Regions from separate parts of the Homo sapiens genome. Here region 1 is linked to region 2. A link is a loop called in an ENCODE intact Hi-C map of the cell type or tissue named here. Cell type or tissue: endothelial cell of umbilical vein. All regions are shown on one strand. Each heading gives the region's core, and the rest is flanking DNA. Links, peaks and the distances in the headings are about the cores only. Region 1 holds the start of PCDHGB3 (protocadherin gamma subfamily B, 3). Region 2 holds the start of PCDHGB7 (protocadherin gamma subfamily B, 7).

The links. Peaks named below come from ENCODE experiments on the same cell type or tissue, not always from the same donor. Only the 100,000 strongest peaks of a DNase experiment are listed, where the experiment ranks them.
Region 1: it touches region 2 in a loop (2.6-fold over the local background); 15 of 110 quality-filtered maps call a loop at or near these places.

The regions. Positions count from the first base shown.
Region 1 is chr5:141,367,900-141,379,897 of GRCh38, forward strand. All of the region lies in intron 1 of PCDHGA1 (protocadherin gamma subfamily A, 1), which reads left to right. All of the region lies in intron 1 of PCDHGA2 (protocadherin gamma subfamily A, 2), which reads left to right. All of the region lies in intron 1 of PCDHGA3 (protocadherin gamma subfamily A, 3), which reads left to right. All of the region lies in intron 1 of PCDHGB1 (protocadherin gamma subfamily B, 1), which reads left to right. It also overlaps PCDHGA4, PCDHGB2, PCDHGA5, PCDHGB3, PCDHGA6 and PCDHG@. In endothelial cell of umbilical vein, for the core only: a CTCF peak has its summit at 5,959; a DNase peak (open chromatin) is centred at 5,982; H3K4me3 peaks cover 410 bases; H3K27me3 peaks cover 2,918 bases.
Region 2 is chr5:141,416,245-141,428,437 of GRCh38, forward strand. All of the region lies in intron 1 of PCDHGA1 (protocadherin gamma subfamily A, 1), which reads left to right. All of the region lies in intron 1 of PCDHGA2 (protocadherin gamma subfamily A, 2), which reads left to right. The region is part of intron 1 of PCDHGA3 (protocadherin gamma subfamily A, 3); the gene reads left to right. The region is part of intron 1 of PCDHGB1 (protocadherin gamma subfamily B, 1); the gene reads left to right. It also overlaps PCDHGA4, PCDHGB2, PCDHGA5, PCDHGB3, PCDHGA6 and PCDHGA7, and 10 more genes. In endothelial cell of umbilical vein, for the core only: CTCF peaks have their summits at 1,337 and 4,739; DNase peaks (open chromatin) are centred at 1,367 and 4,777; H3K4me3 peaks cover 1,319 bases; H3K27me3 peaks cover 3,837 bases.

The DNA.
Region 1 (11,998 bases), core at 2,735-10,734, 47 kb before region 2:
TGTATTTGAAAAAAAAAGAACTCAACTTAAAGATGGTTCAAAATTTTAAATTTCATATCTAACGTATGTGCTCATCTTAAATTAATAGATTTGTCTTAATGAAATACTGGCCTATGTGCCTCAAATTCCAGGAGGATGTGTTATGTAATGAAAGAACTACTATATTTCCCTTCTGCATCTGATTTGCTGAAGATGATTTTCAGATGTTTCTTATTAAAATATTCTTAATCCTTCAAATTTTGTACTTTTAAAACCTTGAGCATCAGCTTCAAATAATGACTAAATAAGGGGAAAAGGTAATAAAATATTACAAATGGGATAGTAAGCTACATTACTCAACCACATGAAAGGTTAATTGACACATTAAAGAACCTAAGACCACTTGATTTTTATTTTTTAAACACTGTTAAAGAGCATTCAAGTATATCTATATCTATATACATATACACACACATATATATACACACATATATATACACACATACACACACACAAACACACATACATACACACATGGACATTCTGACCAAAATGTAAAATGTACAAACTCACCGAATAGTGAATGCATCCAAAGAGTAACAAGAGAATCTATACAGTAGGTGTCGACATTATTCACTCCTATGTGAAAACTTGCTTTTCCATTTTTTTTAAAAGAAAATGTTATATGCTTCTTAGGGTAAGGTGTTTGGGAAAAAAGTAAAGGTTATAGATTTGGGTACATTTCTTCTGAGTTAAATGTTTTGTGCAATGGAAAAATATCTTTAAACCCTCTATAAACTACTAACAGACTATAAAATGCTTGATCCATACATTTTGAATGTATGTACTGTATATACCATATACTTTTAAATATCTGAATCTTTAGTTTTATATGTGTTCTGAAGAATAATTTTTCATACTAATTGAAGTGTTCATACAATGAACACTTGGCATTGTGTTGGAAGGCACTTGCTTTGGAATGTTTTGGAGCAAAGTCTTGAGTCAGTTATATTTTTGATGTTTGTATAAAGGTGACAATGAGTGTCTGTCTAGAATTCTGGTTACTGTGAGTAGTTTAAGATGCTATAATGCTTTTCCACTATAAGGTGAATTCGGTGTGGAACTCATTGCTTATTGCTGCACACTTGCCTAGTTTTAGAGTAACAATACATTATGTAGGCTAAAGATAATTTCTTTAGGAAGATTTTCTGGTTTGAAAATGGAATTAAAACTGTAAGACACCTGTCAGAAACATGGAAAATGGCATGTTATTGACCAGGGAAAAGTGTAAATAACAAAAAGTTAGGATTATCAGATGGTAAACTGGGGACCAAGGAAAAGTGGACAGGAAGATTACTTATATAATTAAATAATATAATTATAAGGACTTACAATTCACTCCCCAATCCTAATAACGCATCATTGTTAGGCTACTTGAGAAGAAACAGTACATTTCAGGACAATTGTGATGTAGTATGAAAAAACATCCTTTGTAAAAGTTTTTCATTTGGGCCAGGGTGGTTCATGACTATAATCCCAGCAATTTGGGACGCTGAGGTGGGAGGATTGCTTAAAGCCAGGTGTTCTAGCCCAGCCTGGGCAACATAGTGAAACCCCACCTCTATAGAAAAAAAAAGTTTTCAATCATACTTATTTAATTAAAAGTAGACACTTGGAAACAAAGGAAAAGAGACCCTCTTGCTTTTTACTATACTTCTATTTTATAAGGTCAATCATTTCCTCATTACCTTTAACTTCTTTTGGGGGGAGATAATAAAGATAAAAGAGAAGAAAGTGAAACATAGAATAAAACTAAAAGCTATGACATTATAACTTTTAGAAGTTAGAAGTAAAGGAAATAGAATGCAATAAGAATACACGTGAAGCTGATATTTCAAGCCTCTTTATACTACGTCTTCTGCCATCACCAAAAATAGCTTCCATTTGTATGATTTTCTATGTATTATTTTATTTGGCCCTCATTTCTACTAGAGTAAGCAGAGAAGATATTATTATGACCATTTTATGAAAATGGAAACTAAAAACGTGACGGGATTGAGCAAGATTATCTCTGCCCTTTGACAAGTAAAAGGTACTTGATTTGGATGGATAAAGCTCAAATTAAAAGAAATAACAGACTAAAGATATAGTAAGTATATTTAATGTTTTTTAAAAGTCCTTTTAAAATGGGAAGAAAGTATCACTATCAGTACACTGCCGATTTTTCTCCTAACTAGCTCCTTATTTGGAGCTGATTTAGTCACCATTACTGCAGTTCTGCAGCAGAGGCGCCGGGTGCCGCTCTTGGCTAGTGCTGTGCAAAATATTGGCTCCTCCCGCTGCAGCCAGCTCGGAAGAAAAGTGCACTCTCTATCAGGCTTCCTGCAGCGGAGACACCCATTAGAGAACCCAAGCACAAAGACAAAGCAAATAGTTGGTCCTGCTCGGAGAACTCTTGGGATTATTTAAAGATCTCCTCTCCTCGGATTTAGAAAGGCAAAGGCGCAGAGAGCGGGATGGGAAATAGCTCCGGATGGAGGGGCCCAGCAGGGCAGAGGCGAATGCTATTTCTCTTCCTGCTCTCTTTGTTAGACCAGGCTCTCTCCGAACCGATCCGCTACGCTATTCCCGAGGAGCTGGACAGGGGCTCGCTGGTAGGGAACCTCGCCAAGGACCTGGGGTTTGGCGTGGGGGATTTACCTACTAGGAACCTGCGGGTTATTGCAGAGAAGAAATTCTTTACCGTGAGCCCCGAAAATGGGAACTTACTTGTGAGCGACCGTATAGACCGAGAGGAGATTTGTGGCAAGAAGTCGACGTGTGTTCTGGAATTTGAAATGGTTGCTGAAAAGCCTTTAAACTTTTTTCATGTAACTGTGCTGATCCAGGATATTAACGACAACCCACCGACCTTTAGCCAAAATATCACTGAGCTGGAAATCAGCGAACTGGCTCTCACTGGAGCCACATTTGCCCTGGAATCTGCGCAAGATCCTGATGTAGGTGTCAATTCGCTGCAGCAGTACTACCTCAGCCCTGATCCGCACTTCTCTTTGATTCAGAAGGAGAACCTGGATGGCAGTAGGTACCCAGAGCTAGTACTGAAAGCACCCCTGGACAGGGAAGAGCAGCCACATCACCACCTGGTCCTCACAGCTGTGGATGGGGGCGAGCCCTCCAGAAGCTGTACCACCCAGATCAGGGTAATTGTCGCAGATGCAAATGATAACCCCCCAGTATTTACTCAGGACATGTACAGGGTCAATGTTGCAGAGAACCTGCCCGCTGGCTCCTCCGTATTAAAAGTGATGGCCATTGACATGGATGAGGGCATCAATGCCGAAATCATCTATGCCTTCATCAATATTGGCAAGGAAGTGAGACAACTGTTCAAGCTGGACAGTAAAACGGGGGAACTCACCACTATTGGAGAACTGGACTTTGAAGAGAGAGATAGCTACACAATTGGGGTGGAAGCAAAGGATGGTGGACATCACACTGCATATTGTAAAGTACAGATAGATATTTCAGATGAAAATGACAATGCCCCGGAGATAACCCTGGCTTCTGAATCCCAACATATACAAGAAGATGCTGAGCTGGGGACTGCCGTTGCCCTGATCAAAACACATGATCTAGATTCTGGATTTAATGGAGAAATCCTATGCCAACTAAAAGGAAACTTCCCCTTTAAAATCGTTCAAGATACCAAAAACACATACAGGTTGGTGACAGATGGAGCCCTGGACCGGGAGCAGATCCCAGAATACAATGTGACGATCACAGCTACCGACAAAGGCAATCCACCGCTCTCCTCCAGCAAGACCATCACTCTGCACATCCTTGATGTCAACGACAACGTTCCCGTTTTCCACCAGGCCTCCTACACCGTGCATGTAGCTGAGAACAATCCGCCTGGAGCCTCCATTGCGCATGTCAGAGCCTCGGATCCCGACTTGGGACCTAATGGCCTTGTCTCCTACTACATCGTGGCCAGTGACCTGGAGCCGCGGGAGCTGTCGTCCTACGTGTCCGTGAGCGCGCGGAGCGGGGTGGTGTTCGCGCAGCGAGCCTTCGACCACGAGCAGCTGCGTGCCTTCGAGCTCACTCTGCAGGCCCGCGACCAGGGCTCGCCTACGCTCAGCGCCAACGTGAGCCTGCGCGTGTTGGTGGACGACCGCAACGACAATGCACCGCTGGTGCTGTACCCAGCTCTGGGGCCCGAAGGCTCTGCGCTCTTCGATATGGTGCCGCGCTCTGCAGAGCCTGGCTACCTGGTGACCAAGGTGGTGGCGGTGGACGCAGACTCGGGATACAACGCCTGGCTGTCCTACCACATTGTGCAGGCCAGCGAGCCCGGGCTGTTCAGCCTGGGCCTGCGCACGGGTGAGGTGCGCACGGCGCGTACCTTGGGCGACAGGGAGGCCGCCCGCCAGCGCCTGCTGGTCACTGTGCGTGATGGAGGACAGCAGCCTCTTTCAGCCACCGTCATGCTGCACCTAATCTTCGCAGATAGCTTGCAAGAGATACAACCTGACCTTAGCGACCGCCCCACTCCCTCTGACCCTCAGGCGGAGCTACAGTTTCACCTAGTAGTGGCGTTGGCCTTGATCTCAGTGCTCTTCCTCCTCGCGGTGATTCTGGCAATCTCCCTGCGCCTGCGATGCTCCTCCAGACCCGCCACTGAGGGCTACTTTCAGCCTGGTGTCTGCTTCAAGACTGTACCTGGAGTTCTCCCCACCTACAGCGAAAGGACTTTGCCTTATTCCTACAATCCGTGTGCTGCCTCACATTCCTCAAACACCGAGTTTAAATTTCTCAATATAAAGGCTGAAAATGCTGCACCACAAGATCTTCTATGTGATGAAGCCTCTTGGTTTGAAAGTAATGACAATCCAGAAATGCCTTCTAATTCAGGCAATTTGCAAAAGGTGAGTTTCTTCAAACCTTTCCTTCCATAAATATAATTGGGTTTCAATTCATTGATTTAGAGATAAAAAGAATACAGATTAAATATTCCCTGATTACATTATTTTATTGATTTTCTGGTGTAGAGTAGGGTGTCTAGGAAATTCTTTGTAGAATTTCCTGTAGAATATCTGTGTTGCAGTTGTTCTTTCATAGAAAGCCTCCTTTTGATAGTCTTGAAACTTTTCTTAATCCTAATACACTATAATCTGAAACATTTTTAATACAGTATTATCTCACACTGTCATTTTCAGACATATCTATCCAGAATTAGACCCAAATCCTCACAATTAAGTGGTTTACTTAGTTTTAATGCAGTCAATCCTAAAATATATGAAACATTATGTATATCTTAACACATTTTTAATGTAACCTGTATATAATATTTTTACTTCCCTTTGCATGTTTTTAAAAGTATACACAGATGTTGCCTATGTCAGGGCAGTTTTTAACTTCTATGCTAATCAAAAGAAATAATGGCATCTAAAATGGCAACTCTTGTAATGGGCACTGTAATGAATTGGTTCAAAATGTGTTTGTGTAGCATATGCCTGTAGTCCCAGCTACTCGGGAGGCTGAGGTGGGAGGATCCCTTGATCCCAGGAGGTAGCAGCTGCAATGAGCTATAATTGTGCCCCTGCACTCTAGCCTGGGAGACAGAGCGAGACTTTGTCTCCAAAAAAGTGTTTGTGGTTGTTGGTACCCTTACTGAAAATGGGACTAGCATAAATGGTGGTGAAATGTGATGATAATTCAAAATTTACAGAAGATTGTAATATTATTTCTGTTCCCCAAGGTCCTAAGAGATATTTTCATAAAAATGAATGGTAAACTTCAGAGAACATTTAAAATTATTCAAAATAATCTCTTACACTCTTCTAAATGCTTCATTATCTTGGGGAGGGAAATATTATGAGTGTCATCTCTGCAGATTTAGCAGAAATAAAATCCTCTGTGTGATAGTTTCACAAAACGATGCAGTATTAAGTTAGGACTCTAAGCGTCGCTGTTGACCAACCTGGGCAAGAAAATCAACGGAAACTCAAGTTACATCCTCCAACAACAAAGCAAATTAGACGGGAAAGCAGGAAAGCTGTGCAGAAATTCTGACCTGAAACGCTTCGCATCCGGTCTCTGCTTGTTGAAGGACCTTCACCGCTATTTCTGAGAAGAGCAAAAGTGATGCAGATCTGTTCTTCCTCTTCTTAATCCCAGAGAAGTTCCTAATAAGCCAGTAATGGCGCCTCCGCAGAGGCATCCGCAGCGCAGCGAGCAGGTCCTGCTCCTCACGCTCCTGGGGACGCTGTGGGGGGCCGCGGCAGCGCAGATCCGCTACTCTATTCCCGAGGAGCTGGAGAAAGGCTCCTTCGTAGGCAACATCGTCAAGGATCTGGGACTGGAGCCCCAGGAGTTGGCGGAGCACGGAGTCCGCATCGTCTCCAGAGGTAGGATGCAGCTTTTCTCTCTGAATCCGCGAAACGGCAGCTTGGTCACCGCGGGTAGGATAGACCGCGAGGAGCTCTGTGCTCAGAGCCCGCGGTGTCTGGTGAGTTTTAACATCCTTGTCGAGGATAAACTGAATCTTTATCCCGTGGAAGTGGAAATAGTGGACATTAATGACAATACACCCCGATTCTTAAAGGAAGAATTGGAAGTGAAAATTCTCGAAAACGCAGCTCCATCCTCTCGTTTTCCACTAATGGAGGTCTATGACCCTGATGTGGGAATGAACTCCCTTCAGGGATTTAAGCTCAGTGGTAATAGTCACTTCTCAGTGGACGTGCAAAGCGAAGCCCATGGGCCCAAGTACCCGGAGCTGGTGCTGGAGGGCACACTGGACCGGGAAGGAGAAGCCGTTTACCGCCTGGTCCTTACTGCCATGGATGGCGGCGACCCTGTCCGCTCAAGCGTCGCCCAAATTCTGGTAACAGTTCTAGATGTGAATGACAACACTCCAATGTTTACTCAGCCTGTCTACCGTGTAAGTGTTCCTGAAAACCTGCCAGTAGGCACACCAGTGTTGGCAGTGACTGCCACCGACCAGGATGAAGGAGTCCACGGGGAAGTAACTTATTCCTTTGTGAAGATTACAGAAAAGATCTCACAAATTTTCTGTTTGAATGTTTTGACTGGAGAAATTTCAACTTCTGCAAATCTAGACTATGAGGACTCGAGTTTTTATGAGCTGGGTGTTGAAGCCCGGGATGGGCCAGGTCTTCGAGACAGAGCGAAAGTCTTAATAACTATCTTGGATGTCAATGATAATGTACCAGAAGTGGTTGTTACATCTGGAAGCAGAACAATTGCTGAAAGTGCACCTCCAGGAACAGTAATCGCCCTTTTTCAAGTGTTCGATCGAGACTCTGGCCTGAATGGCCTGGTAACCTGTTCCATCCCGAGAAGTCTCCCATTTGAATTGGAAAAATCAGTTGGCAATTATTATCGATTAGTGACAAATGCAGCTCTAGACCGGGAAGAGGTATTCTTGTACAACATCACTGTGACAGCCACGGACAAAGGAACACCACCTCTGTCTACAGAAACAATCATCTCTCTAAATGTGGCAGACACCAACGACAACCCGCCCACCTTCCCCCATTCATCCTACTCAGTCTATGTCCTTGAAAACAACCCCAGGGGTGCCTCCATCTTCTCTGTGAATGCACTGGACCCTGACGTGGACCAGAACGCCCAAGTCTCCTACTCACTGGCAGAAGACACCCTCCAGGGGGCGCCCCTGTCCTCCTACGTGTCCATCAACTCCGACACTGGGATTCTGTACGCCCTGCGCTCCTTCGACTATGAGCAGTTGAGAGACCTACAGCTGTGGGTGACAGCCAGCGACAGCGGGGACCCGCCTCTTAGCAGCAACGTGTCACTGAGCCTGTTTGTGCTGGACCAGAATGACAATGCGCCCGAGATCCTGTACCCCGCCCTCCCCACAGACGGTTCCACTGGCGTGGAGCTGGCGCCCCGCTCCGCAGAGCCCGGCTACCTGGTGACCAAGGTGGTGGCGGTGGACAGAGACTCGGGCCAGAACGCCTGGCTGTCCTACCGCCTGCTCAAGGCCAGCGAGCCAGGACTTTTCTCAGTGGGCCTGCACACGGGCGAGGTGCGCACGGCGCGCGCCCTGCTGGACAGAGACGCGCTCAAGCAGAGCCTAGTGGTGGCCGTCCAGGACCACGGCCAGCCCCCTCTCTCCGCCACTGTCACGCTCACCGTGGCCGTGGCCGACAGGATCCCCGACATCCTGGCCGACCTGGGCAGCCTCGAGCCCTCCGCCAAACCCAACGATTCGGACCTCACTCTGTACCTGGTGGTGGCGGTGGCCGCGGTCTCCTGCGTCTTCCTGGCCTTCGTCATCGTGCTGCTGGCGCTCAGACTGCAGCGCTGGCACAAGTCACGCCTGCTGCAGGCTTCGGGAGGTGGCTTAGCGAGCATGCCCGGCTCGCACTTTGTGGGCGTGGAAGGGGTTCGGGCTTTCCTGCAGACCTATTCCCACGAGGTCTCACTCACTGCAGACTCGCGTAAGAGTCATCTGATTTTCCCCCAGCCCAACTATGCCGACACGCTTATCAACCAGGAGAGCTATGAGAAAAGCGAGCCTCTTCTGATAACTCAGGATTTACTTGAAACGAAAGGAGAACCCAGGCAACTTCAGGTGAGTTTCTTTCCGCCTAAGCGGGAAGAGTAATCTGATCTTCCCGCAACCCAACTAATCAGACAGGCTCATCAGCTAGATCGGCTGTTATAGAAGCGAACCTCTTTTGGTACAGGAAGATTCGTGATTTTGTAAAGTGGAAGACTCCCTTGTTCAGGTGAGGGTATCGTTTTTTTTTTTTTTTTTTTTTGAGACGGAGTCTCGCTCTGTCGCCCAGGCCGGACTGCGGACTGCAGTGGCGCAATCTCGGCTCACTGCAAGCTCCGCTTCCCGGGTTCACGCCATTCTCCTGCCTCAGCCTCCCTAGTAGCTGGGACTACAGGCGCCCGCCACCGCGCCCGGCTAATTTTTTTGTATTTTTAGTAGAGACGGGGTTTCACCTTGTTAGCCAGGATGGTCTCGATCTCCTGACCTCATGATCCACCCGCCTCGGCCTCCCAAAGTGCTGGGATTACAGGCGTGAGCCACCGCGCCCGGCCGAGGGTATCGTTTTTATTGGTTGACAGGAAAATTCAAGATTGTCTTTGATTAGTGCTTAGTTTTCTTAGCCCTTTGCAGAGAGTCACATAATTCTAATGTTTTTCTTTTATATCAAAAGAATGTTCTGAAGTCTTAATTTTGTGGGGGAAAATAATGCATGTCCTAGTTTTTCTTTACCTTTCTCTTCTTGGCAAACTATTTGTGTCTTGGATTGAGTACATCTCGTTTCTTAGGTTTTTTCCTACTATGTGACATTTGTAAGGTTCTTTCTTTTTCTAATGTGGGAAAAAAAATAACCTTAATTTAGGTCAGTGTTAAAGATCAAGATCTTGGTTTTAGCTAGCATGGTGGTTCACGCCTGTAATCCCACCTCTTCAGGAGGCTGAGGCAGGAGGATCCCTTGAGACCAGGAGTTTGAGACCAGCCTGGGTGACTCTGTCTCTACCAAAAAGAAAAAAAAGTAGCCAGATGTGTGGCGTACACCTGTAGTCCCAGCTACTCGAGAAGCTCTGATAGGAGGATTGCTTAAGTCCAGGGGTATGAGGCTGCAGTGAGATATAATTGTGTCACTGCACCCTAGCCTGGGAGACAGAATGAGACTTTTTCTCTCTCTCTCTCAAAAAAAAAAAAAGATTTTGTTTTTTCTCAGTGTTACTTGATAACTATAAACGACAGACGTTCATACAAGAGATCTTTCACCTTTACTACTTAGGAATCAAAAATTATTTTTGAAAAGATAAGAATCATTGGTAACTGCAGCAGGGGACACCAGATCTTTGGTGTTAAAAGACCTGAATAACATTCCTGTAACTATCTGTTATTTACTTGGGCCAGTTACAATCGCCATTATCTTCCAATTAAAATTAAGATTTAAAAGACTTCTCTTATCAGAGATAGGATCCCCCTCTGTTGCCCAGTCTGGAGTAAAAATCCACCTGTAACTGCTGCTTATAGAGTGTGTATCCAGGGCAACTTGAATCTATGTTCCTGGGTTGCAATCCTAAAGCTTGGCTCAAATAAGCTCTACTTATATTATTTTTTAAAACAAGACTTTCCTTATCTATCTGACTCAAATTCTAAGAAAATAATTTTATAACTTTTTTTCAAACTCTAAAGCAGCATAGTGAACACGTATTTGTTGACATCACCATTATTATAATTATTGGGTTGTTAACAATAACTAAGCACCGATGCTGTGTGCCTACTACAGTGTCTTTTGCATACTGTGTGCCTGATAGTATTTAAGAGTGAAAATGGCCGGGTGCGGTGGCTCATGCCTGTAATCCCAACACTTTGGGAGGCCAAGGCAGGCATCTCACGAAGTCAGGAGTTCGAGACCAGCCTGACCAACATGGTGAAACCCCGTCTCTACTAAAAATACAAAAATTAGCCAGGTGGGGTGGCATGGGCCTGTAATCGCAGCTACTCGGGAGGCTGAGGCAGGAGAATCGCTTGAACCCATGAGGCAGAGGTTGCAGTGAGCCAAGATCGTGCCACTGCACTCCAGTCTGGGTGACAGAGCGAGACTCTGTCTCAAAAAATAATAATGATAATTAATAAATAAAGAGTGAACATGAATTTTAAAACATGCTCGGTAGTGTCTGCTTACAGGACATATCTCTAAAAATAGATGACTGACTGGTGAATGGGAGAACAAATGTTAATGAGGTTCAAATAAAAATTTAAATATTTTAGCATTTTAACCCAGACAATAAGGCTTTCATCATATAGGAACTCTTTATTGAAATATTTCAAGAAAAAAGGGATTATCATTTAGAAGACTGATTAGTCTTATTTATTATGACTGAAATGTGCAAACAGAATCATTGTTTCATGAACAGAAAACAGCAGAGTTTTTGACTGTCAATGATGTTCGAATAGAAAATGGATCACTAAGGAGATAGGAGATTCTGTTATCGACAGTCTTCAAAAGTAAGTTGATGGCCCTGGAATGAATGGAGTACAGGGGATTCTCTAATTTGATGACTTGTTGAACTACATTATAGTCAAGATTTTTCTCCAGTCATGAGTTGGAAGATTCTACAATCTGGTGGTATTATAGAATGGATTGGCCACTTGTGCATCTGAATTTGTTATGAATGTGTAAGAAAAAAGCAATTGAGAAGATACCTTGAAAATAAATGAGAACCTCCTTTGTAACCTGACTTTGTCAGTCTTCTTAAAGATAACATTGAGTTGATGTGTTTTTAAATAAGCTGCTAAGAGTAATATGTGTTTTTCTGAACCAATATTGTGGTATTTACATTTAAGGAATTGTTATAGATTTATTTATTTCAAGTTTCCAAAGGTATATACCTAAACAAGAGATCTAATCATACACATCTTCAAAGCTCATTTTCTTGTATCTTTGTGATATAATTTGATAAAATAACAATTTTAAACAACTTGAATCTTGGATATTAGTCTCATGAGTTAGATGGGCTGTTATACATATGATTATTTCATAAACTCTGAAAGTGTGAATGTTATTTTACTATACTACCAATTTGGGATGTTAAACTACATCTTGAGCATTTGTTGTTATAGGGAAAGCTCACTAACTACTTTTCATGGAGATCAGGCTGGTTTATTTTATTCTCTTATTACCTGTGACCATTTCATTTAAACAAATAAAATATTTCTCTGATGGAAAAACTACCAACTTCTACTCTCACAAAAGTCATTCACTCATGTGGACTGACCAACTGTTAAACATCCTGGCAGTCATGGAATTTGCTAAGTTATGGCTAAATGAGGTTCTTTAATCCACCTGCAATACAGATCATTAATAATAAGATAGGCTATCTGAGGTTTTGAGAGTTCAGTATAGAATTTTGAAGCATCAGGAAAAAAAACTACCAAATTATTGTCTTATTCTTATTTTATGGTCTGTGAAAGCCTCTTTTTTTT
Region 2 (12,193 bases), core at 925-8,924:
CTGATAACACTGCAGTATCCTTTTTGCATACAATTCTCTAATTTCACACTGCTATGTGGAAGATATAGCATTTTAATTTAACTTTCATTGCTCAATAGGGATCCTGAGGAGGCTATAGAGGGTGAAATTAAGAATATTTGGGATTCTGCTTTTGTCTTTTTTGTTAAATTTTCTAGTGACTAAGGCTGAAAGTAAATATGGGTTGGGAAGACAGATAAATTTGTACATGTTCCCGAGAACAGGAGCAAGAGATATATGACAAAGCTATTTCAGTGGCTCTTTAATGTATAAGGAGGCAAACACCTGAAACTCTGAAAACTCTGAAATTGAGAGGCAAAATAAACTTAGAGTCAAGAAAGAAATGCCATTTCTGCAGATCAGAATATAAACACCAACCACAGCTGTAAAAAAGAAAAGAATATATGCAACGAAGGGAAATTATATAAACAAAGGATCATTGGAGGTACTGATGAGTTCATTTAGTTCAATGAAAATAGTGACGTATTAGGTAGATCTCTTAATTTTATTACTAGTATTCTACTAAATGTGGTAGTATAAAGTCAAAAAGCATTCCGAAGTTTCTCAAGACCCTTATAATTCCATGATTTTTTTCAGGTCAGTCAACATTTGTTGAATGATAGGTCTGTGGAAGGAAAGCACACTCTTTAGGGTCATAGTTATTAACTATTAAACCATTGAAACTATTATTTTATATTTGTGTTAATGAGAGTCAAAATTATTGTGCATTCATCTCAAATAATTCTATTATTTTGAAAAATACAGGTTTTTTTTTTAAAAAAAACTGCTCTTGACATTGTAGCTATTGTGAGAAAATATTTTGATTATAATTATTTAAAAGCAATACAGGACACCCTGGATGATGGTAATGACTAGGGCAATGGTTGCATTCCAGTACTTAAGTATGAAATAAGGAATTATTACTTTCTGGGTGAATATAGGCTAGAATTGAAGACAAAAAAATTTGTTGCTTATCTTCAGTACTTCCAGCTTCATAGATAATTACTCTTAAAAGGAACAAGAATGACTGCCTCTGGATGGAGGAATTGGATAGCAATGGGCCGTGGGATAGGAGACCTATAAACCTTCATGCTATATTATTTTGTGCCTTTTTAAATTTTGAAGAAAAAATATTCATTTATTCAAGATATATGTAAATTCAGTAAATAAAAAGATATGATAGTTATGACCAAGTGGAAATATATTTCCTGATGTAAAAGGAATCACTGAGGAAAAAGATTAAAATATTTTGGCTGTCAACTCGTAGTTTAAAAAAAATTCCTTGAAAGAGGTAGAGAAAAGTCAAGTTGCAGTCCCACACAGAGCCTCTGGGCGCCGCCGTCGGCCAGTGCAGAGCAAGCGCTGACGCCGGGGATCCCTCAGCCTCTAGCCTGGGATTCCCTGCGCAGCCAACAACAGAAAAGAAAACCAGCTCCCACACAGAGGCTCCCGGCTGCGCAGACCTTGCCCAGCACACCAGATTGCCAGCTCCGAGACCCGGGACTCCTCCTGTCCTGGGCCGAATGCTCTTTTAGCGCGGTAGAGTGCACTTTCTCCAACTGGAAAAGCGGGGACCCAGCGAGAACCCGAGCGAACGATGGGAGGGAGCTGCGCGCAGAGGCGCCGGGCCGGCCCGCGGCAGGTACTATTTCCTTTGCTGCTGCCTTTGTTCTACCCCACGCTGTGTGAGCCGATCCGCTACTCGATTCCGGAGGAGCTGGCCAAGGGCTCGGTGGTGGGGAACCTCGCTAAGGATCTAGGGCTTAGTGTCCTGGATGTGTCGGCTCGCGAGCTGCGAGTGAGCGCGGAGAAGCTGCACTTCAGCGTAGACGCGCAGAGCGGGGACTTACTTGTGAAGGACCGAATAGACCGTGAGCAAATATGCAAAGAGAGAAGAAGATGTGAGTTGCAATTGGAAGCTGTGGTGGAAAATCCTTTAAATATTTTTCATGTCATTGTGGTGATTGAGGATGTTAATGACCACGCCCCTCAATTCCGGAAAGATGAAATAAACTTAGAAATCAGTGAATCCGTCAGCCTGGGGATGGGAACAATTCTTGAGTCTGCAGAAGATCCTGATATTAGTATGAATTCGCTGAGCAAATACCAACTAAGTCCTAACGAGTATTTCTCATTGGTGGAGAAAGACAATCCTGATGGTGGCAAATATCCAGAATTAGTATTGCAGAAGACTCTGGACCGAGAAACGCAGAGCGCTCACCACTTGGTACTGACCGCCTTAGATGGTGGGGACCCTCCCCGAAGCGGTACTGCTCAGATAAGAATCCTGGTAATAGATGCCAATGACAACCCCCCAGTGTTCAGCCAGGACGTGTACAGGGTTAGCCTTCGGGAAGACGTGCCTCCAGGCACCTCCATCCTGAGAGTGAAGGCCACTGACCAGGACGAGGGCATCAACTCAGAGATCACTTATTCCTTCTTTGGTGTGGCTGACAAAGCTCAGCACGTGTTCTCTCTGGATTACACTACAGGAAACATTCTAACTCAGCAGCCTTTGGATTTTGAAGAAGTAGAAAGATATACGATAAACATAGAAGCAAAAGACCGAGGATCTCTCTCAACACGGTGTAAAGTAATTGTAGAAGTTGTAGACGAAAACGACAACAGCCCAGAAATAATCATCACGTCACTCTCTGATCAGATTATGGAGGATTCCCCTCCAGGAGTGGTTGTTGCCCTCTTCAAAACACGGGACCAAGACTCAGGGGAAAATGGGGAAGTCAGGTGTAGCTTAAGTAGAGGTGTTCCATTTAAGATTCATTCTTCTTCTAATAATTACTACAAGCTAGTAACAGATGAGGCCCTGGATCGGGAGCAGACCCCAGAGTACAACGTCACCATCGCAGCCACAGACAGGGGCAAGCCTCCGTTATCCTCCAGCAAAACCATAACCCTGCACATTACTGACGTCAATGACAACGCGCCGGTTTTCGGACAGTCAGCCTACCTGGTCCACGTGCCAGAAAACAACCAGCCGGGTGCCTCCATAGCGCAAGTCAGTGCCTCTGACCCAGACTTCGGGCTCAACGGCCGTGTCTCCTACTCTCTCATTGCCAGCGACCTGGAGTCACGAACGCTGTCGTCCTACGTGTCCGTGAGCGCGCAGAGCGGGGTGGTGTTCGCGCAGCGCGCCTTCGACCACGAGCAGCTGCGCACCTTCGAGCTCACGCTGCAGGCCCGCGACCAGGGCTCGCCCGCGCTCAGCGCCAATGTGAGCCTGCGCGTGTTGGTGGGCGACCGTAACGACAACGCACCGCGGGTGCTGTACCCTGCGCTGGGTCCCGACGGCTCCGCGCTCTTCGACACAGTGCCGCGGGCCGCGCAGCCAGGCTACCTGGTGACCAAGGTGGTGGCCGTGGACGCGGACTCGGGGCACAATGCCTGGCTGTCCTACCACGTGGTGCAGGCCAGTGAGCCCGGGCTCTTCAGCCTGGGGCTGCGAACAGGCGAGGTGCGCATGGTGCGTGCTTTGGGTGACAAGGACTCGGTCCGCCAGCGCCTGCTAGTCGCTGTAAGAGATGGAGGACAGCCACCCCTTTCAGCCACTGCCACGCTGCACCTGGTGTTCGCAGATAGCTTGCAAGAGGTACTGCCGGATTTCAGCGACCATCCCACACCCTCTGACTCCCAGGCTGAGATGCAGTTTTACCTGGTGGTGGCCTTGGCCTTGATTTCTGTGCTCTTTCTCCTCGCGGTGATTCTAGCTATTGCTCTACGCCTGCGACAGTCTTTCAGCCCTACTGCAGGAGACTGCTTTGAGTCAGTTCTCTGCTCCAAGTCCGGACCTGTGGGTCCCCCCAACTACAGTGAGGGAACGTTGCCCTATGCCTATAATTTTTGTGTGCCTGGGGATCAAATGAATCCAGAATTTAATTTTTTCACATCTGTTGATCATTGTCCAGCCACACAAGATAACCTCAACAAAGATAGCATGCTACTGGCTAGCATTTTAACTCCCAGCGTTGAAGCAGATAAGAAGATTCTTAAACAGGTAAGTATTTAAAAATGTATTTAATCCTTTTTATATTACAATATGCCAATATATTCCAATATAGTGGTATTATTTTAAGATTCTAGATAACTTCTTCATAGAGTTCGCAAAATATAGGTCAAATTTATGGTTATCATTATTAAAACAAAAGTTTAAATTAAATGCCTCAGTCTTCCTACTATTCAAAGACATTTTAAAGCAAACTACATGGGTAATCTCCGGTGACATTTTTATGAAGTAAAATACCTTTCGGTTAAAAATATAAAATACAGGTATATTTTTACGGCATGGTATTTTAATTGAAACCCTGATGCTACTCAATTTTTCTCAAGTATTTCATCTTCATTTACTCAATAAAGGAACCTTGTAAGAATTATAGTTAGGCATCCTACCTGATGATTTTATCGGGACCGTATTATTTCCACTTCCAGAAATGTCGTTCCTTTCAGTCGGTTAAAATCAATTGGAACCAACTACAACCTACAAGTTTTCAGCTCCAGTAATATTTTGAAAACTTTTTAAAAATTAAGCAAGCCCTTTTAATAATTACTCCTTTCGCAGGTGTTCTTGGTAAAGTTTTAACGTCACATAATGTAAGTATTGTGTATCATCGTTTTTAAGCTCTACAAATACGTGTGATTCACAAAGGTGAGCGTAATCATTTCTTCTGGAATTTCTTAGTCGTTGCAATAATAAGAATGGGCTCTAGGCGCCGCTGCTCACCAATCAGGGAATGGGAAGCTGCGCGCCATTGAGTCCCTCCCTCCCCCGCCTCTACCACACAAAGCGGAATGAGATGGATACTCACAGATCCTGACACTGGAGACTTAGAAGTATTTTCCTTCGCTTTCTGATATATTTTGGATGTAGTCGGCCTAGGACTTCATAGATACATAAGCCGATTCACAACCAACCAGCTCGAGAAACCGCGGAATATCGGCTTAGAGCCTGCCATGGCGAATCGGCTACAGCGCGGGGACCGCAGTCGGCTGCTGCTGCTGCTGTGCATTTTCCTGGGGACGCTGCGGGGGTTCCGGGCCAGGCAGATCCGATATTCGGTGCCAGAAGAGACCGAAAAGGGCTCCTTCGTGGGCAATATCTCCAAGGACCTGGGGCTGGAGCCCCGGGAGCTGGCGAAGCGCGGAGTCCGCATCGTCTCCAGAGGGAAGACACAGCTTTTCGCTGTGAATCCGCGAAGCGGCAGCTTGATCACGGCAGGCAGGATAGACCGGGAGGAGCTCTGTGAGACGGTGTCCTCCTGTTTTTTAAATATGGAACTTCTCGTGGAAGACACCTTGAAGATTTACGGAGTGGAGGTGGAAATAATAGATATTAATGATAACGCCCCCAGCTTCCAGGAGGACGAAGTGGAGATAAAAGTCAGTGAGCACGCAATTCCTGGGGCGCGATTTGCTCTTCCTAATGCTAGGGATCCAGATGTGGGCGTGAACTCCCTCCAGAGCTACCAGCTCAGCCCTAATAATTACTTTTCCTTGCAACTGCGGGGCAGAACGGATGGGGCCAAGAATCCAGAGCTAGTACTGGAGGGAAGCCTGGACCGAGAGAAAGAGGCTGCTCACCTGCTCCTCCTCACAGCTTTAGATGGAGGCGATCCCATCCGAAAGGGCGCAGTTCCCATTCGTGTGGTGGTCCTCGATGTAAATGATCACATCCCAATGTTTACACAGTCCGTATATCGCGTGAGTGTTCCAGAAAACATCAGCTCCGGAACTCGGGTGCTGATGGTTAATGCAACGGATCCAGACGAGGGAATCAACGGGGAAGTAATGTATTCATTTCGGAACATGGAAAGCAAGGCTTCTGAAATATTCCAATTGGATTCACAAACTGGAGAAGTTCAAGTACGGGGGTCTCTGGATTTTGAAAAATATAGATTCTATGAGATGGAAATTCAAGGCCAAGATGGTGGAGGTCTCTTTACCACCACGACGATGTTGATCACTGTTGTGGATGTGAATGATAACGCTCCAGAAATAACTATCACCTCTTCTATTAATTCAATTCTGGAAAACTCTCCTCCAGGTACAGTGATTGCTCTTCTAAATGTGCAAGATCAAGATTCTGGAGAAAATGGTCAAGTCTCCTGTTTTATTCCTAACCACCTGCCTTTTAAATTAGAAAAGACTTATGGAAATTATTACAAATTGATAACAAGCAGAGTGCTGGACAGGGAGTTGGTCCAGAGCTACAATATAACGTTGACAGCCACAGACCAGGGAAGCCCGCCTTTGTCTGCAGAAACTCATGTCTGGCTGAATGTGGCAGATGACAACGATAACCCTCCCGTTTTTCCTCACTCCTCTTACTCTGCCTACATTCCCGAAAACAACCCCAGGGGTGCCTCCATCTTCTCAGTGACCGCCCTCGACCCGGACAGCAAACAGAATGCCCTGGTCACTTACTCTCTGACGGATGACACTGTCCAGGGGGTGCCTCTGTCCTCCTATGTCTCTATTAACTCCAACACTGGTGTTCTCTATGCCCTACAATCCTTCGACTATGAGCAGTTTCGAGACTTAGAACTGAGAGTGATAGCACGTGACAGCGGGGACCCGCCCCTCAGCAGCAACGTGTCGCTGAGCCTGTTCGTGCTGGACCAGAACGACAATGCGCCCGAGATCCTGTACCCTGCCCTCCCCACAGACGGCTCCACTGGCGTGGAGCTGGCGCCCCGCTCTGCGGAACCTGGCTACCTGGTGACCAAGGTGGTTGCGGTGGACAAAGATTCAGGCCAGAACGCCTGGCTGTCCTATCGCCTGCTTAAGGCCAGCGAGCCGGGACTCTTCGCGGTGGGGGAGCACACGGGCGAGGTGCGTACAGCGCGGGCACTGCTGGACAGAGACGCGCTCAAGCAGAGCCTCGTGGTGGCCGTCCAGGACCACGGCCAGCCCCCTCTCTCGGCCACCGTCACGCTCACCGTGGCTGTGGCCGACAGCATCCCCGAAGTCCTGGCGGACCTCGGCAGCCTCGAGTCTCTGGCTAACTCTGAAACCTCAGACCTCTCGCTGTACTTGGTGGTGGCGGTGGCCGCAGTCTCCTGCATCTTCCTGGTCTTTGTCATCGTGCTGCTGGCACTCAGGCTGTGGCGCTGGCATAAGTCACGCCTGCTGCAGGCTTCTGAAGGCGGGTTGGCAGGTATGCCCACGTCACATTTTGTAGGCGTGGACGGGGTACAGGCTTTCCTGCAAACCTATTCCCACGAGGTCTCTCTCATTGCGGACTCGCAGAAGAGTCACCTGATTTTCCCCCAGCCCAACTATGGGGACACGCTCATCAGCCAGGAGAGCTGTGAGAAAAGCGAGCCACTCTTGATAGCTGAAGACTCAGCTATCATTTTAGGCAAATGTGACCCGACAAGTAATCAGGTGAGATTTATTTCTCTGCCTCCTAATTGTTGGTGTCTTGGCACAAGTCTTTTAAGGAGATGTTTTTTGAGCCTGTTATGAAAACTGTTTGGGGGGGGGGTGGGGCGGCATATATTTAGTTCATATATATTTAGAGCAATACATGTGAGTTTTACTTTGCCTTTCATGAGATTACGATAATCTTTCAGAACGTTTTTGTGAAAGTCATTTTTCAATCTTGGCATATTTTCTTTTGATTTCAAAGGGGCCATTCAACTATGCTGGTTTGGTTTGAAGTAAGTTGAATTTTAGTATTATTTTTCTATTATCAGTGTATGAGGCTCTCAATTTATTATATATAGATACAAATTAATGATTCACAAACACTTTTTATTTCCATTTCAATTTTGCTGTGCCTTCACTGATTTGTAGTTATATTCCACCATTATTTGCTATTACTGCTAATGTTCAAATTTTGATCCTGTTGATTTAATAGCATGCTCCCTCTAGCTCTCCTTCTCATCTATCTATCTATACACATGCACACACACTTATACACGTAAGCTTTTCTCTGAGCAATTTTATTTTGATTCTTGGTGGCTGGTAATATGCTTAGATCCTGTTGACTATTTCAACTTTGTCTCATTTCTTCATCCTATCAACACAGACATATTGACTGGCTTTTAACTACTGGATTTCCTTGGGAGATAAAATTTAGATCACATTTTTTCTTAAGCTCTAGATGTCTTTTCCATTACTATGGTGAAGTTACATTGACTGTTCTGAGGAAATAATTGAATTATTGAACTGGTATTATTTCCTTTTATTCTTTTACTTTGGTGTCTGTGTTTGTATGTATGGAAGGTTTTTTAATGTAGTAAATCCATATATAGAAATAACTTGATTTTGATTCAGTGCTTCTCAAAAACCTATTTTCAAATGTGCTAAAGATGTCTACAGATTTATTCAAATAGAGTAGTTTGTGAATATATAAATAGATTGAAGGTATTTGGACTTTAATTAAACTGATTTAGCTAGTATCCTTCTGGCTATTTTTTTGTTCATTTTCAGTGTAGTTGGGAGTCATAGATTCCTTCTTTCTTTCTTTATAAGGTCATTCTTATGGCAAATAGTACATTCAGTTCTTTTATTCAGACCAACTTGTTATTGAAGCTTGATAGTTGCCTGACATACATGTTATCTGAAGCAATGTCTAGGAAAGCCAAATGAGGAAAGGAGACTTATCTAGGGTTTTTGATCACAGGAATCATTTCCATAATCAATTCAGTCAACACTCTCACATCACTTCTAGGTATTTGCCCCAAATTACTTGGATATTTATGTTCCCTTTCAAGTTTAGTTTTCTCATTTAGGAATTTACCTTATGTCATTAGTTGTAAACTGACTATCTAGGGCTCGGACAAAAATAATTTCAACTGTAGGAAAGGCAAGTCTTCCAACAGATGCCTACATTTTTCTTGAAGTCAAGAAAAATGTTCAGGTATTTTGAGCATCTAGGGATAGGATTTATACTTGTGGAATTCCAAACTGAGAAAAATGATGTAAGGCATTGTACTTTGACTGGAATTAGTTAAATAAAAAGGATATGAGGTATTTGGCTGGGAAAAGGAGATTGTTCCATATTATAAAACCTCATCTAAACTAACTTCCCAAGATCGTGGAGAACAAAAAGGAAGGGTTGGCTTTGAAATGTGATATTAAGAGGGTTATGTTGATTCGGAGGTAGTGATAAAGTTCTGTTAAGGTATAACATATAGTCCCATTAAATAGAGGATAAAAATAAAACACCATCACATTTCATGTTATTAATTCCTATGGCAACCTACTAGGCTATACCTTTATATTCTCTTTATGATGAAACATGAAACAATAATCCTTTTCAGAAACCTCTTTTATAAGTGATAAGAAGGGTTTGGCTAACTTTATTCTGAATATGCCCTATATAGCTTTCAGTGCTCCTCCAGTTTTCTCTGATAAAACTAGGAGGAAAATTATCTGCACATCAGATTGAAAATAATACTGCATATCATTTCATAGTGGTCAAAATTTTCCCATACCACTTGATGGGGATGTTTTCCCACAAGGTTTTTGTTCTACAACAGGAGAGAAGACTTTGCCTAGTTCTTCCAATATGTGCATTGCTTCTGCTTAGAAAAAAACAAACTTTTAAATTCTCTTTGCTGGGTTAATGACTGTTCTATAGATTCCCATCTCTAAGGAATCTTCTTTGGTAGTAAACACTGGAAAACAGTCACTACGAAAACTCATAAAATGTCTAGTTTCCTATACATTAGTCCAACACATCAGTCTAATTCTGAATCCCATTGAATTAGCAAAGGCTTCCGGCTGCAGTTTTCTAAATAGACTCAGAGCCCTGCTGTTGGCCAATGTGCTGCAAGAACTGGAGCCTGGGATCTACCAGGACGATATTCTGTTCAGTCACAGAAGCAAGTCGGAGAGTGGCCAAGACTTGGGCTTTCTGCTCCTGCAAATCTGATTCCATACGGATTGGGGTGCCCTCAAACTGGGAGCATTGAGTTTTCTATGTATGGAAGTAAATATTTTAAAAGCACTTTGTGAAACATTTTCTCTTAACGTCGGAGACTGCAGCAACGCATGGGAAGGATGGGAAACAGGGTGAAGCAGAGAAGCAGGACCCGGCAGTGGCAAGCACTCTTCCCTTTCCTGCTGCCTTTGTTCTGCGGGGCACCCTCGGAGCAGATCCGCTACTCTATTCCAGAAGAAACGGTCCAGGGCTCCGTGGTGGGGAACCTTGCGGAGGACATGCGGCTGCATGTTCAGGATTTATTGACCTGAAACCTTAGAGTTAGTGCAGAGAAACAATACTTTACCGTGAACACGGAGAATGGGAACATACTTGTGAGTGACAGAATAGATCGAGAGTCACTGTCTTCAAAATCCTCTGTGTCATACCCTTAGAGATTGTAGCAGAGAATCCTCTAAATGTTTTTCACATAAATGTGATGATAGAAGATATAAATGATAACCCACCTCATTTTCCCCAAAATAGCATTGTTTTACAAATCAATGAACTAGCAATTCCAGGCATTCGGTTTGGCCTGGAATCTGCTATAGATGCAGATGTAGGGCCTCACTCTCTCCAGAGTTACCAGCTCAGTTCTAATGAACATTTCTCTCTGATGATGGACAAGACTAAAGGCAAGAACGCTCCAGAATTAGTGCTGGAGAAGCCCCTGGGCCAGGAGCAACAGAGCTCTCATCTCCTGGTCCTGGAAGCAATGGACATGGGTGACCCAGTCCCAACTGGCACTGCTGCAATTCAAATTGAGGTCACTGATGCCAACGATAATGCCCCAGTTTTTAGCCAGGATGTATACAAAGTCAGCCTTAGAGAGAATGTGCCCCCAGGCACCTCTGTACTAAAGGTGACAGCCACTGACCAGGATGAGGGTGTCAATGCGGAGATCACCTACTCTTTCAAATCCCTACGAGATGATATTGGAAATATGTTTGTGCTAGACCATCAAAATGGGGAAATTAAATCCAAAGACTTAATAGACTTCGAATTTCGTAGCAGTTATACCATGAGAGTAGAAGCTAAGGATGGTGGAGGCATGACCAGCGAATGTAAAATTATACTAGAAATCCTAGATGAGAATGACAATGCCCCAGACGTGGTTTTTACTTCAGTGTCCAGTTCTGTAACTGAGGACGCAGAACCCTGGACGGTGATCACTCTGTTCAAAACACATGATAAAGATTCGAGAGAAAATGGGGAGGTTACATGCCTCATAAACGAAAGAGTTCCTTTTAGAATCGAATCTTCCGCCAATAATGACTATAAGCTTGTAACAGATGGGACCCTGGATTGGGAGCGGATCCCGGAGTACAACGTCACCATCACTGCCACTGACAAGGGCAAGCCTCCGCTCTCATCCAGCACAAGCCTCACCCTACGCATTGGTGAAGTCAACGACAATGCTCCGGTTTTCCACCAAGTCTCCTACGTGGTCCACGTGGCCGAAAACAACCTTCCCGGAGCCTCCATCCCACAAGTCAGCGCCTCTGACCTGGACCTAGGGCTGAATGGCCAAGTCTCCTACTCCATCGTTACCACTGACTTGGAGCTGCGGGCACTGTCGTCCTACGTGTCCGTGAGCGCACAGAGCGGGGTGGTGGTCGCGCAGCGTGCCTTCGACCACGAGCAGCTGTGCGCCTTCGAGCTCACGATGCAGGCCCACGACCAGGGCTCGCCCGCGCTCAGCGCCAACATGAGCCGGCGCATGTTGGTGGGCGACCTCAATGACAATGTGCCGCGGGTGCTGTACCCCGCGCTGGGGCCCGATGGCTCCGCACTCTTCGATATAGTGCCACGCGCCGCAGAGTCCGGCTACCTGGTGACCAAGGTGGTGGCGGTGGACGCAGATTCGGGACACAACGCTTGGCTGTCCTACCACGTGCTGCAGGCCATCGAGCCCGGGCTTTTCAGCCTGGGGCTGCACACGGGAACCTGCTGGTTGCTGTGCGTGACGGAGGACAGCCGCCGCTCTCTGCGCCGCTACGCTTCACCTAGTCTTCGCAGACAGCCTGCAGGAGGCACTGCCAGACTTCAGTGACAGTCCTGTGCCCTCTGATTCCCAAGCAAAGCTGCAGATTTACCTGGTCGTGGCCTTGGCCTTGATTTCTATGCTCTTCTTCCTCGCAGTGATTTTGGCGGTCGCCTTGCACCTGCGATGCTCTTCCAGCCCCTCTGCCTGGGGTTGCTTTCACCCTGGTCTCTGTTCTAAGACTAGAC